Regions from separate parts of the Homo sapiens genome. Here region 2 is linked to region 1. A link is an interaction called in ENCODE POLR2A ChIA-PET data of the cell type or tissue named here. Cell type or tissue: PC-9. All regions are shown on one strand. Links, peaks and the distances in the headings refer to the core of each region. The heading gives the core; the rest is flanking DNA.

Region 1 (5,379 bases), core at 362-5,361:
AGTAGACACTCAAATGTTGAATGAATAGCTCACATGACAAAATTACAAGTATCAGTATTTTGAAGTGGTCTGGAAAGAACATGGGGTTCTACAGAGACTTCTGAGTTTTCAGTCACCTGGACAAATTTGAGAACCACTATTTTTGCCCTGCTAATTTAATGTCTGTATCTCCTTTCAGAGCTGAGGGCAGCAGTAAAATCCAGGCCCGAATGGAACAGCAGCCCACTCGTCCTCCACAGACGTCACAGCCACCACCACCTCCACCACCTATGCCATTCAGAGCTCCAACGAAGCCTCCAGTTGGACCCAAAACTTCTCCCTTGAAAGATAACCCCTCACCTGAACCTCAGTTGGATGACATCAAAAGAGGTAGAGAACATTTTCTGGATCCATGATAGCAACTTGGAGTAGAGTGCTGAATTTTCTTGTGGAGATCACATGGCTGCTGTATTGATACAGTGGCTGGGGCATTCAATGCCATCAAAAAAATGTCTGCAGAGCTCACTGTTCAGAGATGGGGAGGGTGGGGGCTTCTGCCACTTACCTCATTTGACAAGGGTGAGTCCTGGAATAGTGACTTGAGTTTGTGGCTATCTTTGTAGCCATTCTGCTTAGAGGCCTAGGATTTAAACAAGCATGACTTCCATCTAAGCTCCATATGGCACACCTCTAAGGCTTCGGAGAAAGAAAGGATTCTAGGTGTTGGAGGTGAAAACTAAGCGTAGGTGGCAACCTTTCTGAGCTCTACATTAGTATATAGGCTGGAGGAGCTGACCATGGTGCTGCACACTTGTAGTTTCAGCTACTGTGAGGCAGGAGGATCGCTTGAAGTTGGGAGTTTGAGGCTACAGTGTGCTATGATCGTGCCTGTTGGTAGCTACTGAACTCCAGCCTGGGCAATAACATCTCTTTTTTGGGGGGAAAAAAAGGATTAAAATGCCTTTTAAAATACCATAAGCAAATGTCCTGTGCTAACACAAAGTGTGTAAATATGAAAGAGGCCATGAGGACCAATAGAAACAGATACTGGCCTAGAAAGAGTTAAAGGTCCAGTTTGGTTCTCTCCACTGCAAACCTGAGACAAAAAAGCTTACCTTGGCTTTCTCCTTCACACGATGAATGGTTTTAGTCCTCCAGACTCTTTAGAAGTTGTGAGGTCATATTTCATATTTATAAGTTTTATAAAATAACTAAATCCATAATAATAGTAGGGAAACATAAAGAGTTGTCCCTGGGAAATTTGCCTTTTCCACCCTGTAGAACGGCTGCAGACATCACTCTGCACTGTGTACAGTTGTTTTGTCCCTTTTTTTTTTTCCTCATGGATACTGGAATGCTGTTATGGAAGTTTTCACTTAGGTTGAATAGGAATCAGAGCATGAGTGGTTAGTTGTTGCCAATTATGCTTAAAGGAGCCATAGCCATTTAAGGCCACATGGTATGCCTAGACAGGAAAATCTGGCGCCTTTCTTGAAATGGTTAGTTAACATTGATATTTTATATCTGTAAAAAATGCAGTACCTGACAGGCATGGCTGTCAGTCAAATATGTAAAGAGTGAAGAGGAAGAATATTGTTTTACCATTTTTATTTAGTCACCATGGTTCTTCCTGCAAACCTCCATTTATTTATGGGACATGAGAGCTGGAAAGGACCTTAGAGGCTGTCTGGTTTTCATTTTTCCAGAGTGGCTTGGAAAATTCATTGACTTCTACCTAGGTGTCACTGCTGGTTAGAGGTAAATCCAAAACAAGCACTCAGACCTCCCAACTCCTAGTCAAATATTTTTCAACCACTTTACATAATATTTGTCTTCTCTTATGTGGGAATTATGGTTTTATCCCATAGTTCATAATATTCATAATTTTTCTTTTAGTAGATAAAGGCAAATGGACTTAATTCATTTCTTACACAGAACAGCCATTATTCTGAAACAGTCTTGCTTTTTATTTATTTTGAGTGAATTTAATGTTTCCATTGTGTCTCTGGAAACAGGCTGTGTTTTTGTTTTGGTAATTTTGTTTGTACATTTTTTAAGGTATTGAGAAGTAGGACTTTGTTTTAAATTATTTCTTATTGCTGTTGGTTTTGCTGATTTACTATTTATAGAAGCTCCAATGCACTGCCTTGAAAAGGGCTGCTGTGCTGATCCATGTCATATCCTTTATTCCAGAGCTGAGGGCTGAAGTTGACATTATTGAACAAATGAGCAGCAGCAGTGGGAGCAGCTCTTCAGACTCTGAGAGCTCTTCGGGAAGTGATGACGATAGCTCCAGCAGTGGAGGCGAGGACAATGGCCCAGCCTCTCCTCCGCAGCCTTCACACCAGCAGCCCTACAACAGTAGGCCTGCCGTTGCCAATGGAACCAGCCGGCCACAAGGAAGCAACCAGCTCATGAACACCCTCAGTAAGTGTGTACTCCTTTTTATGGCTGAGAGAGGGCCATAGGTGCAGCTTCTATTTATCCTGTGCCAGAACTTACAAACCTAAAGATGTTTAAGGCATGGGAGAGGATCTTGTTAAAAATAGTTTGGAGCAGAAAGGTGTGAGTTACTAAACAGTAAAAAAGGGAAATGAGATGAAAAATCTGTTCTTTCTATTTCTATTCCCCACTGGCTCATACCGGTGTTTGTGAATTCTAGAAAACACTAAAACATGAACAGATAGGCTGTTTTTGCTTTTATACCAGACTTTCGGGGAGCTACCTGCCACCATACTGCTCTCTGCCCATTGGTCTTTTTTCTGGAGACAGAGTCTCACTCTGTCGCCCAGGCTGGAGTGCAATGGTGCAATCTCGGCTTACTGCAACCTCCACCTCTCGGGTTCAAGCGATTCTCCTGCTTCAGCCTCCCAAGTACCTGGGATTACAAGCATGTCCCACCACACCTGGCTAATTTTTGTATTTTTAGTAGAGATGGGGTTTTGCCATGTTGGCCAGGCTGGTCTCCAACTCCTGGCCTCAAATGATCTGCCTGCCTCGGCCTCCCAAAGTGCTGGGATTATGGGTGTGAACCACCATGCCTGCCTATCTTGAACTTTTATAAAAAAGAATCCACTGTCCCCAGACAGTGTGGTGGCTTTTTTTTTTTTTTTTTTCCTTCAGACAGAGTCTTGATCTGTTGTCCAGGCTGGAGTGCAGCGGCATGATCCTTTTTTTTTTTTTTGGTAGAGACAGGGTTTCGCCACATTGCCCAGGCTGGTCTCAAACTCCTAGACTCAAGTGATCCACCCACCTCGGCTTCCCAAAGTGCCGAGATTATAGGCATGAGCCACCATACCCAGCCATTTTTAAAATTTTCTGTAGAGACAAGGTCTCACTGTTTTGCCCAGGCTGGTCTTGAACTCCTCCTGGGTACAAGTAATTTCCCCAACTGCCGAAGTGCTGTGATTAAAAGCATGAACCACCATGCCTGGCCTCGGTGTGTTTTAATGCAGTTGATACTAAAGTAAAACAGGAAAACAAGAACAAAAATTTATTTGTTTTGAAGGTGAACAGAGGGCTAATTTTCTATGCTTTTCTCTTTTTGGAACCCTGATGAATGTTCTCTCTTGGTACACCTTCCTTTAAGGAAGTTGGAAGGTCTAGAGGTAACAGTGGGGAAGTTAACCTAGTTAATCCAACTATTGTGGACCAGGCAGAGATAATCTCAACCTCAGCACTATGGGCAGTTTGGGCAAGATAAGTCTTCTTTGTGGGAGGTTGTCCTGCACATTGTAGGATGTTTAAGAGCATCCCTGACGTCTACCCACTAGATGCCAGTACCAGTCTCTTCCCACCTCCCCAGCCCCATGACAACCAAAAATATCTCAAGACATTGCCATTATATGCCCCATCTTTAACATAGAGACTGAAGTATATGAAGAAAATCTGGCATTCTAGGTAGTTAGAAAAGGGGTGACCTCAGGATCAGACCCCCCTGAAAGGGTTTCATGGAACCCCGAGTCCTCAGAATAGACTTTGAGGAGAACTGGCCTAGAGATTAGCAATTTGGAAATAAAGAAAATCACTTTTGCTACAAGTGGTATCAACTGGGGTTCTGTTATATGTATTCCTATTGTATTAGATTGAAATGTTAAGTAATTATATTCTTCTAAATTCTGCCTAGTAAACAGGAATCTGGGGTTTTGTAAAGCACGTTAGTTCAGATTTGAAATTTAAGATAACGTGACTATCCTGGACAGAGGTGTGCCAGAGCAGATACTGCATTAGCATATTACTGGTGTTAACAGTATTCACCTTTCTTAATGGGAAGCCTACCGGATATTTTCTTAAGTTGCCTTTATAAAGCAACTTAATGTGATCAGTTCTTCCGAATGGTGATCAGTTATTTTAAATATTTTCTTTTTTTTTTTTTTTCTTTTTTCTTTTTTTCCTTGAGACAGTCTCACTCTATCGCCCAGGCTGGAGTGCAGTGGTGCAATCTTGGCTTACTGCAACCTCCACCTCTTGGGTTCAAGCGATTCTCCTGCTTCAGCCTCCCAAGTACCTGGGATTACAAGCATGTCCCACTACACGTGGCTGATTTTTATATTTTTAGTAGAGATGGGGTTTCGCCACGTTGGCCAGGCTGGTCTCCAACTGCTGGCCTCAAATGATCTCCCTGCCTTGGCCTCCCAAAGTGTTGGGATTACAGGCGTGAGCCACTGCGCCCAGACATATTTTAAATATTTTCTTGCTATTTATTAAACCATTTAAAAGTTATCCAGCTTACTTCTCCTTTGCTCTACCCTAATATGCAGTATTGTTGTGCTTTGTAGATAACCAAAAGCACCATTTTGTTTCAGTGAGCCAATTTGATTTTCTTCCCTAAGTTGAATTAACAAGGTTTTACTGTAGTGTGATAGCCAAGGCAATTAACAAAAAATTATGAGGAAGTCATTTTTAAATTCTGTACTTTTGTTTGATTCTATGATTTTACTTTATTTTTTTTTTTAAATAGGAAATGACTTGCAGTTGAGTGAGTCTGGCAGTGACAGTGATGACTAGTGCTGGATCTTTCGAAACCTACTTTTTGGTGCACAAACATGCCGCAAGACTGAGCTACTTTGGCGTGGAGTCCATTGCAAGAGGAAAATGTTATGGATCAGTGACTGTAGTAGGAGTTTGAGGCTCTGGAACTCTCACATATTCAAGTCTTTAACTTAGTGGTGATGGGTGATTTTCTCGTGTCATTTTTGAACAATCTCATCTTTCAAAGTTTAAGTAGACCTGTAGAAGAGCTAACAGAATTATATTTCTATTTAGTTAAAATTGTTAATGAAAAACAGATAAATGTGCCCTGGTCTAAGTTACTCAAAGGCCATATCTTCACCAGGCCAGAGATTCAGTTTTAAACCTCAGCAGCCATCAGTTTGGCCAAGTGGTTGGTACCAGTGGAAT
Region 2 (5,379 bases), core at 109-5,108, 98 kb before region 1:
AATCACCACACTACAGTCAACCACAACTCCCTCACGCTTCTCCCCGACCACTGTAAGCACTTGGCATAATCCCAACCCTGGTTCAATCCCACAGTCTTACTACTTTTTACCTGTACTTAGTAGCTAAGCTAAAGTGCTGGAATTATAGGCGTGAGCCACCACACTCAGCCAAAGAGTTGGGGTTTTTTTTAGTTTAGTTTTTTTTTTTTTTTTTTTTTTTGGGACAGAGTCGCGCTATGTCACCCAGGCTGGAGTGCGGTGGTGTTAGCTCACTGCAACCTCCGCCTCCTGGGTTCAAGCTATTCTCCTGCCTCAGCCTCCTGTGTAGCTGGGATTATAGGCGCCTGCCACCACACCCAGCTAATATTTATATTTTTAGTAGAGATGAAGTTTCACCATGTTGGCCAGGCTGGTCTTGAACTCCTGATCCACCCACCTCAGCCTCCCAAAGTGCTGGGATTACAGGCGAGAGCCACCGTGCCCGGCCAAGAGTTTTTATTTAATGTTTTTAAACTGAAGTTTGCAAGTGAAAGTGATCAACAACATTAATTCATTTGTATTTTTGTTCTGTTTTTTGTTTTTAGATCTAGATCTGCAGAAAGCAACATTAATTCAGTACACTTTTCAGCCCCTACTATATGCATACACTATTTCTGGGGCCAGTTTGAGGGTCCCAAACATGTAGATGACAAATTCCTAGTCCTTTACTTGGGGAGACAGGCCCTCATGAAACCTGGGCCCCAGGCCAGGTCTCACACCTGTAATCCCAGCACTTTGAGAGGCCAAGGGAGGAGGATCGCTTGAGGCCAGGAGTTCAAGACCAGCCTGGGCAACATAGTAAGAGCCTCCCCACATCTCTACCAAAAAAAAATTTTTAATTAGCGGAGTGTGGTGGTGTGTACCTATAGTCCTAACTACCCAGGAGGGTGAGGCAGGAGGATCCCCTGAGCCCAGGAGCTCGAGGCTGCAGTGAACTAAGGAAGTGCCATGGCACTATAGCCTGGGTGACAGAGTGAGACCCTGACTCAAAAAAAAAAAAAAAAAAAAAAAGTGCCCCAAAGCAGCAGCCAAGTCAATCCCTCATTGTGAAGTTAAGACCCTTTCTGTCAAATTTCAATGCCATTTAAATTAAGATTCCTTGCAATGCCAATTTTTTTTTTTAATGCTTTGTGAGCTAGGCGTGCTGGCCCACATCTGTAATCCCAGCACTTTGGGAGGCCAATGTGGGAGGACTGCTTGAAGCCAGGAGTTCAACACCAGCCTGGGCAACATAGCAAGACCCCATGTCTACCAAAAAATACAAAAACTAGCTAGGTGTGGTGGTGTGCACCTGTAGTCCTAACTACTCCAGAGGCTGAGATGGGAGGATTGCTTGCACCCAGGAGGTTGAGGCTGAAGTGAACCAAGACTACACTACTGCATTCCAGCCTGGACAACAGATAGGGACCCTGTTTCTAAATAAATACATTAAATTAAATTAAATGCTTCGTAACTACCTGTTAACTCCTAGAACAGAAACTGCTGTCTGGACTAAGAATGAATCTGCATTCACATCACACTCTGGTGTCAATATCGGAAGAAACTGATAACTAGCATCCCCTCTTTCTCCACCAGTGATATTTACGTGGCACTTTAGGTCAGAGGCTGCAAACTGGAAGCGACTGGTGGGATCAGGCCTGGGGTATGTGCTGCCTGGCTGACATAGCCTTTATAAATTTGAGCCAACAGTTAAAACTAACATGAAGGAGGCTTGCAGCAGTGTGGGGTGGGGAGGGACTCATGCATGGGTGCGCAGCCACCACACCCCACCCCCATCCCTTGCACTAGCAAGGTCCCCCGAAAAAAAAAAAACCTAAACATGAAAACAGTGACCTAATATGAAAATGCAGACATCTCTGATTGGCAAGAGTGTGGAGAAGATGTGAGGAGTGGCTGGCTGGCCCCTTTAGGATGGCATGTAGTCTCAAATTAACCTCAGAACCCTATTGGCAGACCACTTACACCTGGCAGGCCACACACAGGTAAATGTCTGACCTCTCCCCAGAGCCCTCATGGTAAGGTGTTGCAGGAAAGCTGGCTCGTAGGTCTTCCTGCCAAATCTCTCTTCTCTTCCCAGCGACCCCTAAGGATCATGGCACATAGCAAGGTGGAAGAGAATTTTAAGGTAGACCATAAACCCTTCAACAATATTTTTTAACCCCAAATGACTGGTTCTAAGAATTCAAGAGTCTATAGAAGCCAGTTCTTTGAAAGGGATCAGAGCCTCCACATTAAAGAGGCATCTGTTTAATTTAGCGATTCAGTGACATCAGTGTGTTGCCAAATTGTCTTCCAATGTGGCCACTCCCCTCTAAGGAGAACCTTTATTTGTGTCTAAATTGAATTAAACTTGTCTCTTGACCCAGATGAATTACAGGCCACAGCACCTAGAGAATCCAGGAAAGAGATTTTCAGTGTATATCTGTAGTCTTACAGGACCTACAGATATTTAGGATGGTGCTGGAATCCTGGAGATGGAAAAAGTGTTCTACTAAAAAGAAGAGCCCAGGTGCGGTGGCTCACACCTGTAATCCCAGCACTTTGGGAGGCTGAGGCAGGTGGATCACCTGAGGTCAGGAGTTTGAGACCAGCCTGACCAATATGGTAAAACCATCTCTACTAAAAATACAAAAATTAGCCTGGCACTGTGGCATGCGACTGTAGTCCCAGCTACCAGGGAGGCTGAGACAGGAGAATTGCTTGAACCCAGGAGGCGGAGGTTGCAGTGAGCCAAGACGGCGCCACTGCACTCCAGCCTGGGTGACAGAGCAAGACTCTATCTCAAAAATAAATAAATAAATAAATAATAAAAAGAAGAAAGAGTGCTTGCTTCGGCAGCACATATACTAAAATTGGAATGATACAGAGAAGACTAGCACGGCCCCTGCACAACCATGACATGCAAATTTGTGAAGTGTTCCATAAAAAATTAAAAAAAAAAAGAAGAAGAAAGATCCTATTGAAGTGACGGCCTTTGCTAAAAAAAGGGGGGAAAAAGAAGAAAGAAAGTTCTATACCCTGCAAATCAATGAGCATAACATTTTGCAGACACTATTCTAGAATGGGATTTTAAGGAGGAGAGAATACTTCTGTGTCCCGAGAAGAAAAATGACTCATCACCATGACCCAGCTTGGGTTAACCAAGAACAAATCATCTCAGCACAGCCCTCACTTCCTTATCCATGGCTTATTAGTCTAGGAAATCTAAGGAAGGAAATAGGCAAGATAGACAAAGATAAATGGTACAGGAAAAGGCCACTTAAATAAATCCACTTATAAAGGAAGCCAAAATTCCATATTAAAATGGTGAAGAAAGGTATTTATTAGGACTTTACTCTGGAAGATAAAACTTAAAATAATGTTAAGAAATTTTTCTTGTATTTTAAAAATACAAGAAATATTTATTTATCTGACAAGTATTTATTGGCCATCTATTATGTGACAGCCTCTGGCAAGTGAAAATATGACAGTGAACAAAGGAGACAAAGCATCTGCTCTAGTGGAGCTTATAGTCCAAGGGAAGACAGACAAATGGTTAAATACATAAAAAAGCAACATAGGCCGGCATGGTGGCTCACACCTGTAATCCCAACACTTTGGGATCACCTGAGATCAGGAGTTTGAGACCAACCTGGCCAACATGGCGAAACCCCGTCTCTACTAAAAATACAAAAATTAGCCAGGCGTGGTGGCAGGCACCTGTAATCCCAGCTACTCAGGAGGCCGAATTGGGAGAATCACTTGAACTCCATAGGCGGAGGTTGCAGTAAGCCAAGATCGCGCCACTGTACTGCAGCCTGGGTGACAGGAGAGAAACCCTGTCTCAAAAAATAAAAAAAAATTAGGCCAGGTGCAGTGGCTCACACCTGTAATCCTAGCACTTTGGGAAGCTGAGGCGGGCGGATCACCTGAGGTTGGGAGTTCAAAACCAGCCTGGCCAACATGGAGAAACCTCGTCTTTACTAAAAATACAAAATCAGCTGGGCATGGTGGTGCATGTCTGTAATCCCAGCTATTCGGGAGGCTGAGGCAGGAGAATCACTGGAACCCGGGAGGCGGAGGTTGTGATGAGCCGAGAGCACACCACTGTGCTCCAGCCTGGGCAACAAGAGTGAAAGTCCGCCTCAAAAAATAATAAATAAATAAATAAACAATAAAATAAAACCTATTATAAAAAGGCTGCTATAAAAGCACTTTTATAAACCTAAACTCTTCCCTGGGGCCTCCCAGGCCCCACCTCATCTGACTTGTGCCCACATCTCACACCTCCTCTCACCGCCCCTCCTCCTCGCTCACCCTCTGGCACCACATGGGCTGTCAGCTGGCTCTGTCCTCAGGGCTTCTGCTGTCTGCATCGCTATCTCCTCCAGGGCACGGCTGCCTGACTCCTTCTCATCATCCACATCTCAGCCCAAATGTCACATCCATAGCAAGGCTTTCTCCAACTCCCATCTGGAACAGTTTGTCCTCCAGCCCTCTCTATATAGTTTGGCTGTATCCCCACCCAAATCTCATCTTGAATTGTGTCATGGGAGGGACCTGGTGGGAAGTGATTGGATCATGGGGGCAGTTTCCTCCATCCTGTTCTCGTGATAATGAATGAGTTCTCACAAGATCTGATAGTTCATAAGTGTCTGGCATTTCCCCTGCTTGCACTCACTCTGTCCTGCCACCCTGTGAAGAAGGTGCCTGCTTCTCCTTTGCCTTCCAGCATGATTGTAAGTCTCCTGAGGCCTCCCCAGCAATGCAGAACTGTCAGTCAATTCAACTTCTTTCCTTTAATTACCCAGGTTCAGGTATTTCTTCATAACAGTGTGAGAATGGATTAATATTCCTCTCTATCTCATTACCCTGTTTTGTTTTCTTCATAGCAATTATCTTTATCACTAGCTAGTCTATTTTGCTTTTTAATTTTTATTTTTTATTTTTAAAAAATAGAGATGGGGTCTTACTACCTTGCCCAGACTGGTCTTGAACTCCTGGGCTCAAGTGATCCACCCACCTTGGCCTCCCAACGTGCTGGGATTATAGGCATGAGCCACCATGTCCAGCCTTTATAATAGGTTTTATAATAAGTTTTTACAGTTATTATAAAAGTGATGGGAAGCACTGAAGGGACTGAATTCAAAGAATGACACAGTCAGTATATTTGCTTCAGTGATCACTGGGGCTGCTGTGTGGACATGAAATGGCCATGAAGGCAAGAGCAGGAGTAGGGATACAGGTCAGCAGGCTGTCCCAGGGGCCCTAGTGAGAGACGTGGCTGCCTGGGCTTGGGGTCCGATGGTAGTGGGGAGATGGACTGGAGTTGATTTAGGTTATATTTGGAAATTAGCTCCA

What was found. Peaks named below come from ENCODE experiments on the same cell type or tissue, not always from the same donor. Only the 100,000 strongest peaks of a DNase experiment are listed, where the experiment ranks them.
Region 2: POLR2A ChIA-PET joins it to region 1 with 6 read pairs; 3 of 35 experiments call an interaction of 5 or more read pairs at or near these places.

Annotation. Positions count from the first base shown.
Region 1 is chr3:15,434,170-15,439,548 of GRCh38, forward strand. EAF1 (ELL associated factor 1) reads left to right here. Exons shown (of 6, transcript NM_033083.7): 4 at 179-369; 5 at 2,173-2,406; 6 at 4,940-5,379. The coding sequence ends at 4,986. Among named protein-coding and RNA genes, the nearest start is that of EAF1, 9.3 kb to the left of the region's middle. In PC-9, for the core only: no CTCF peak of the experiment used is centred there; no DNase peak of the experiment used is centred there.
Region 2 is chr3:15,336,888-15,342,266 of GRCh38, forward strand. It overlaps LOC124909348 (a long non-coding RNA gene), which reads left to right and starts at 4,727. Exons shown (of 2, transcript XR_007095830.1): 1 at 4,727-4,757. It also overlaps a transcript of SH3BP5 not described here and the pseudogene RNU6-454P. RefSeq lists a silencer at 1,723-1,772. In PC-9, for the core only: no CTCF peak of the experiment used is centred there; a DNase peak (open chromatin) is centred at 3,194; H3K27ac peaks cover 685 bases.